Regions from separate parts of the Homo sapiens genome. Here region 1 is linked to region 2. Evidence: chromatin contacts called from ENCODE Hi-C or POLR2A ChIA-PET data. All regions are on one chromosome and are shown on one strand. The core of a region is the stretch at or near the end of the contact, and the rest is flanking DNA. Distances in the headings are between cores, read along the strand shown. Region 1 has its middle 64 kb from the start of TRC-GCA5-1. Region 2 has its middle 100 kb from the start of TRC-GCA5-1.

What was found. Hi-C counts contacts between places; a loop is a spot of excess contacts on that map. ChIA-PET counts read pairs that join two places held with the same protein, here RNA polymerase II (POLR2A). Pooled maps may share reads with other maps.
Region 1: a loop to region 2 is called in a map of endothelial cell of umbilical vein, with 4 times the contacts of the local background. The contact joins two enhancer-like sites. A Hi-C loop is called at or near these places in 1 of 168 maps with a recorded cell type or tissue (endothelial cell of umbilical vein) and 3 of 50 pooled maps. POLR2A ChIA-PET finds 5 or more read pairs at or near these places in 2 of 52 experiments (BJ and T-cell).

The regions. Positions count from the first base shown.
Region 1 is chr15:79,679,079-79,682,409 of GRCh38, forward strand. No RefSeq gene overlaps it. Among named protein-coding and RNA genes, the nearest start is that of TRC-GCA5-1, 64 kb to the right of the region's middle. Within about 2 kb of position 1,798, at least 2 of the 41 ENCODE cell types and tissues checked have a DNase peak (open chromatin) inside an H3K27ac peak, as active enhancers do; they include endothelial cell of umbilical vein, where a contact is called at or near this core.
Region 2 is chr15:79,639,069-79,642,260 of GRCh38, forward strand. No RefSeq gene overlaps it. Among named protein-coding and RNA genes, the nearest start is that of TRC-GCA5-1, 100 kb to the right of the region's middle. RefSeq lists an enhancer at 513-1,091. Within about 2 kb of position 1,328, at least 2 of the 41 ENCODE cell types and tissues checked have a DNase peak (open chromatin) inside an H3K27ac peak, as active enhancers do; they include endothelial cell of umbilical vein, where a contact is called at or near this core.

The DNA of each region.
Region 1 (3,331 bases), core at 548-3,047, 40 kb after region 2:
CAGATCTCTTCATTATCTTTAAAATCAAGGGCTATAAACTCAAATTTCTATAGAGGCCAGGTGGGTACAAATCACAGAGTACATAAAGCAGGCTATGGAAGGAGCCACAGCTCAGCAAGAACACTGCTAATCTTGGTGCCAGTGGCAAGGACACAGTAGGAGGTGATGGAGACGGTGCCCTGTCTAAGGGGCAGCTGGTGCTTAGCTTCTGCCTACTGGGGATGTGGCCCAATGTTAGCAAATCTGATTTTTCAGAAGACAAAAGAAGATGTTGATAGCTTTGATAGTTTCGAAGTTTAAATATCTTTGAAATATTCCATATTGGCACTTGCCTGTAGTCCCAGATAGTTGGGAGAATTAAGTGGGAGGATTACTTGAGCCCAGGAGTTTGAGCAGTGAGCTGTGATCATGCCACTGCACTCCAGTCTGGGTGACAGAATGAGACCGTCTCAAAAAATGTATATATACATATATTAAATATATACAATTTTTTCAAAGATTGGTGATGCATTTTTATTCATTTTAACCACTGTGAAGAAACATGTCTGCACGCCAACTTTGTCCCGCTGGCCTCTGGTTTGCAGGCTCTGGGCTTCATCAAAAAGGACCAGAGATGAGACTAAAAGGGTCAGTCAGGGTCATGTATACTGGCTGATAAACAAAAAAAAGAAGAAGAAGCGGAAGAGGAAAAAGAAGGAGGAGGAAGAGGAGGAAGACCAGAGGAGGAGGAGAGAAGAAAAAGGAAAGGCTGGCCACTTCTCAGAGCTCAGGTGTAATTTGATGCTATGGTGCGTTGCATATTTTTTAAGGGAGAGGTCATGTGGATCAGCTAAGCTGTGAAAGTTGAACTTGTTTTTTTCACCAAATGAGTCTGTTCATTTATTCCTTCATTAGCAAATGTCTACTGCACACCAACCATGTGCCAGCTCCCTTCTAGGCATTTAGTGTACATCAGTGAACAAAGCAGACTGATCCTTGCCCTCAAAGAATTTCTGTTCCAGGGAGTGAGAGGTGGTAGAGGAAGACAAAAACATTAAACGTAAATACATAAATCAATGTTTTAGGAGATGATAGGTTTCATAGAGGAAATAAGGGAAGGCATGAGGGATAGAGAGGAGGTGGAGAGGAACATGTAGTTGCAACTTGAAATAGACGAGTCAGGGCAGGCCTCCTGGAGAACAGAATTACAGATGAGGGAGTTGGCCATGCAGATATCTGGATCAGCATTACAGCAGAGGGAACAGCCAGTGCAAAGGCCCTGAGGACCGAGTGTGCCTGGTGTGTTGGAAGACCTACTAGGAGACCATGTAGCTAGAGGATAAACAGGGGGAGAGCAGTAATAGCAGCAGTAACAGTGGAAGGTAGAAAAAATAGTATTGGCTAACTCCTGCAGCTGTGTGCATATCTGTCAGAAGAAGAAAACCTCCATCACCCACAAAAGCCTCTCTATAAAGATACCGTCTCCAGCAACTGTTCCAAGGAGGCTATCAGCTTCCAGGCAGGCCCCAGGGCACTCTAGCCTAAGCCTGACACCTCGGAATCCTAGATTCCTAGACCAGTCAGTGGTCCTCAAACTAGGGAAGGCACATCTCTAGGGGTTGTTGGAGACTTTCTAAGGGATACCTGGACATGGACGGGCTAAAAGGAATCATCGCCCAAGCACTCAGCCTCTGTGTAATCTGTACTAAAGCTGATCTGCCAAAGAATGACCCCCTTGCTCACCAACCCTTTGTCCACTTGACAAAAGAAAAGTAAAAGCACGCCCATCCTCAGTCTCACTACGAGGCATTGTCGAAGGTTTAAAAGCCTCCAGAGCACCCAGCAGGGGAAAGCCCCTCAGTGAGTCACTGCAGCATCAGATCCTTGGGGCTTCCGGCTTTCCTGCTTACTTATTTTCCTGTTGGGGTGCAGGAGTGTTAGGCATGCAGCCTCCTTGGGATGTTTTGAATTAGGTAAGAGTAGAGAGCAGTAGTGGGAGTAATAACAATTTTTGTTTAAAGACTTTGCCTCTCCTGTCCCCAGGCTATTGTCAAAGAACACATTGCTCTTAAGGGAGAATCTTGTTAGAGCAAAACAGACAATGCCGGCAGAGAGAGGGAATTTTACAATCTGCCTCTTTCACATATTTAAACATAGGCAATCGCCTGGCAAGGTGGCTACAACTCCACCTGCCAGCCGCCATGCTTTCCATGAACTCCACCGTGTTACTTGGTCCAGATTAAGGAATAAGCTTTTGTGGAGAGGAGAATATTCACAAGGCCTGAGCCAATAAGGGAAGAGGGGCCAGGCTCCCAGGCTCCTGTGGGCCAAGGCCTGGGGATTCACTGGTCAGACAGCCCATGTCTACCTTCCAGGGGAGGAGTTGTGTCTGGGACTGGGTCATTTTATAGAGCATCCGTAAGAAAGCAGCCTTGCCCATGGGGGACAGGTTGTTTGGGGCTTGGCATTTGGCTCTGATGTGCCAGCTGTTTACTGGGGTTGTCTGGCCTGCAAGCCGGCCAGCACCTGGGGCCTTGTAAAGTCCAGCTCTGTCTATCCGGGAAGGAAGCCACCAATCCCTATACCTCCCCAGGAACTAAATAGCAGGGACAGGGAACCCCCGTTCTCTTTCTTTGCTCATTTCAGATTTCTCCTTCCCAATAAAGCTCCTAAACCCATACCACGGGACACTGTGGAATTTGTTTAGAGCCCTGAACATTGGAAGTGGTGACCCCTAAGGGACCCAACAGCCCCTTGCAGATGAACACTGCAGAGAGAAACCCTGCATGCTGAGGTTATGGCCTTTTGGAAAGAGCAGAAAAGATGAAGTAGGTTATTCCAGGGATGGGACATGTGCCCCATGGAGTAAAAGATGTCACTGGGATAGCAATCAGGCTTAGTTGGACCACTTCAAATGGAGCATGACATTGGAAGAATAAATGATCAGGTGGCTTTCGTGTCTAAAAGTCAACACAGCCCTGGAGGGGAAGTCATCCAGCACTGGGGGATGGTGGCTGGGGGCTGCGTGGTCTGCCAAAGGCACCAATATCCTCCCACCTCACTATGGGTCATGGGTGTCTAGGAATCCCCTCCGAGATTGCTAGCAGGGTTGCAGCAGCCTAACACCTTAGAAATCACCCAGGAGTTTGGAGAGGTCTGGTATAGATAGGGATGTAACAACACTTAAAAAAATTAGGGTTCCCTGTCCTTCAGTCAAACCACCACCACAGGAGCAATGGCTGGATGCAGATATGAGTTTGCATCCAAAGAGTCAAGTAAATCTGCAGGCAGGCAGGCAATAGGGAGGGGTGACCCAGGGCCCTGCTGCAGAGCACATGGCTGGACTGATCCC
Region 2 (3,192 bases), core at 78-2,577:
AACATGTATCTGTCTCCAAACAGATACCAGTATATCCAAATACCAGTCCCCAACACAAAAAGATAAAGCCAATTCAATCAGCTCGTGGAAAAAAAAAAAAAGAAAAATCAGCCAAACAGTTTTTGTTTCCCATACATTCATTACTTTTTAAAAATCCATGCAGATAACCGATCTGTGACTTTTACTTTTCAACTGGCTACTCTGGTAGCTGAAAAATGGTAGCAGATCTATTTAAAAAAAAAAAAAAGTAGCTACATCTGCTGCTAACATGCTCATAAATGTTTTACAGTTCTCAAGGTACTTTGATGTGTGATACTCTGGTTGAGCTCAGAACATTTGTGCTTCTGACACCTACTTTAGCCTGGGCACTGTTAGGCATTAAGGCTTTGCTCGCTACCCAGAGTGGTCCCTGGACCAGCAGCTTTGGTATCACCTGGGAGCTCATTAGGGAAGCAGCATCTTACCCACCCCAGACCTGCTGAATCAGACTCCGAATTTCAGCAAGATCCTCTGGTGGCTCCATTGCTCATTACAGTTTAAGAAGTAACACTGTAGAGGATAAAGTGACAAATAAGACATGTCGCTTGTCCTCAAGAAGCTAGGAAACTTGAAAAAGAGAGGATCACAGAATTGGATAATCACAATACACTGTGTTAGATGATGTGATGGAATAAAGCTCAGAGGGCCCTGGGAGCCCTAAGGAGGGTCATGCTGGCCCCTGGCAAAAAGTGATCTTAAGCTGACCCCGTGAAGTAGAAGATCACCTTTTGAGAAGGTGCAGGAGATAGTTTCCACAGACAAGAGGCCCTGCCAAATGAGTGTGCATGTCTGGGGATGTACTCCATGCCCAAAGCCTTATCAGGAAGCATTAGTGATGCTCCTCTTTAGGCACCAGCGGCGTCCCCATACCACAGATAAGGAGGGGACTTTGTGTGTCAGAATCTGGGCAGCATGGAGGGGTAGAAGTGGAAGCAGAGGCTATTTGTTTAGCAATAACTCTGTGATCCCTATTATATGCCATTATGTTTCACTTAGCTTTCACTTAATAATAATTTAGTTTGCATGTGCTTCTGGGCTAATGCTTTGTCTAGCCATAATAGAATGCAGGGACACCTAAATTACCCATAGAATAATCAAATTAAGTAAAAATGCCTCTCTCTTTGCTCACCGCATGGAAGAGGTCACTGACACCAAACAATGTCATTTCTGGTGCCCCCATAAATGACTGAAGTCAGACCTTTCTGAGCTGATGAACCCAGCCTAAGATTCCACAGGCTCTGAGTCATGGTGGTGACACAGCAACAGCTCTAAGATAGGAATTGGAAGTAGGAAAAGAGCTACCCCAGGGAGGGCCTGCAGTATGCCACGAGTGGTGCTGGCCACCTTCCCAGAAGGATTTTCTTTTGTCCTACAGTGGACCTGCCCCAGTTGACAAACAGCAAAGCAGAGGTGGGAAAGGCCTCTGCTGCTGAGGCATATCAGGCTCCAAACTCCTCCTACTCCCCGTGTGACTATTTCCCATATAAAGTACTATCTCCCAAAATACTTCATTCTTTTCTGCCATCCTTCCCACCTCCATTCCTCTCCTTCCTTCCCTCAATCTTCCATCACCCCAGACTCAGTGTCTCAGGCATTTGCCAGCAGCACTCATCACCATGATGCCTACAGGTCCTGCTGACATCCTCTTAGTGTGTGCTCCAAAATGCATTTATATCTGCATTTCTGCTTCTGATTGTTTTCTGCCTTTTAACAGCATTGATCCTAGTCTCCACTTCAGCTCTCTTCCATCATGCAACCCCCATTCCCAGTGATCAATAGGTGCTTTCACCTGTAGCATCTCATATCTTATATTCTATTTATTCCTGGCTTTCAGGACAGATGGTAAGCATCATAGAGGCTGCTGATCCAGTGATTGTAGTGATGTTGAGGCAGGATGAGAGTAGAGGGTAAATAGGCAGGGTGCTTAAACAACATAACCTGAAAAAGAAAAGCTAGCAAGAGCTTGAACTGTGAAGGAGGGAGCAAGGTTGATGGTCAAAGACAGTGCTCAACATCAAATGCAAAAAGCAAATTTGCAATATGAATGACCCAAAAAGCTTAATGTCAGAAACTGGGAGAATCCTAAGAAGTGAAGAGTAGCTTAAAGTAAGTCTCTTATATAGATCCCATGGCAAAGGCTCATTCTCTGATGAGACCAGCTGGAAGAAACCTGCTGATCTAGTCATACGTGGCTTTAAAAGCTCTTTCGTGAGGAACTGAAGGCTGAATGGCCTACCGACTGGGCAATACCATCTTTGGTTTGGAGCTTATTTTTGGTCTGTGCAATCCCTTCTTAGGTGGTTTAATCAAATCAGCAAAAGTGGAAGGCTGCCCTTCTCCCATGGGTCCTAGTGACTATTTTCTGAAACTCCTTTGGGTGTACCTGTATTGAGTTTAGTGGAACAAGGGGAAACATATTCAGACTTCACAGCTCATAGTAGGATGACCTATTTTCAGCTACAAAGTAAGGAAGAATGCCTCTCACCCTACACATGTGTACACACCCATTTGCAGAAGTTACCCAAACAACCACTGTAAAGTCAGTGGCAAGAGTAAGAACTGGTTTAGAACAAGACCAGTAAAAGAGCAGAGAGTAAATATTTTAAGCCTTGTGGGTCACTCAGTCCCTGTCACTCCTACTCAGTTCCTCCACTAGCAAAAATGCAGTCCTAAATAATACATAAATAAATGAGTGTGCTGTGTTCTAATATAATCTTATGTACAGACAATAAAATTTAAATTTCATGTAATTTTAATACATCATGAAGTATCATTATTCTTTTGCTTTTTTAAAAACAATTTCAAAATGTAAAATATATTTCCTAGCTCACAGGCCAACAAATCAGGCAAGCAGGCTAAATTTGCTCTGTGAGCTGGAGTTTAGCAACCTCTAGGTTAAGAGATCTCTGTATAAAACATAATCCTAGAATTAAAATTAATCCATTTTCCAGAATATTAGTCACCCTCATAGCTGTGGTTCTCAATCCTGTAGGCAAATCAGAATCATCTGTGGATTTAAAAAAAAAAAAAAAAAAAGTATTTAAAAAAACCTTTCCAAACCTACCCAGTTAGAGTCTCTGGGATTGGTAGGGTTATTCTATTGAACTGCTATACCATAAGTTATTAACATAAATTATTAAATCCCTTGTGATC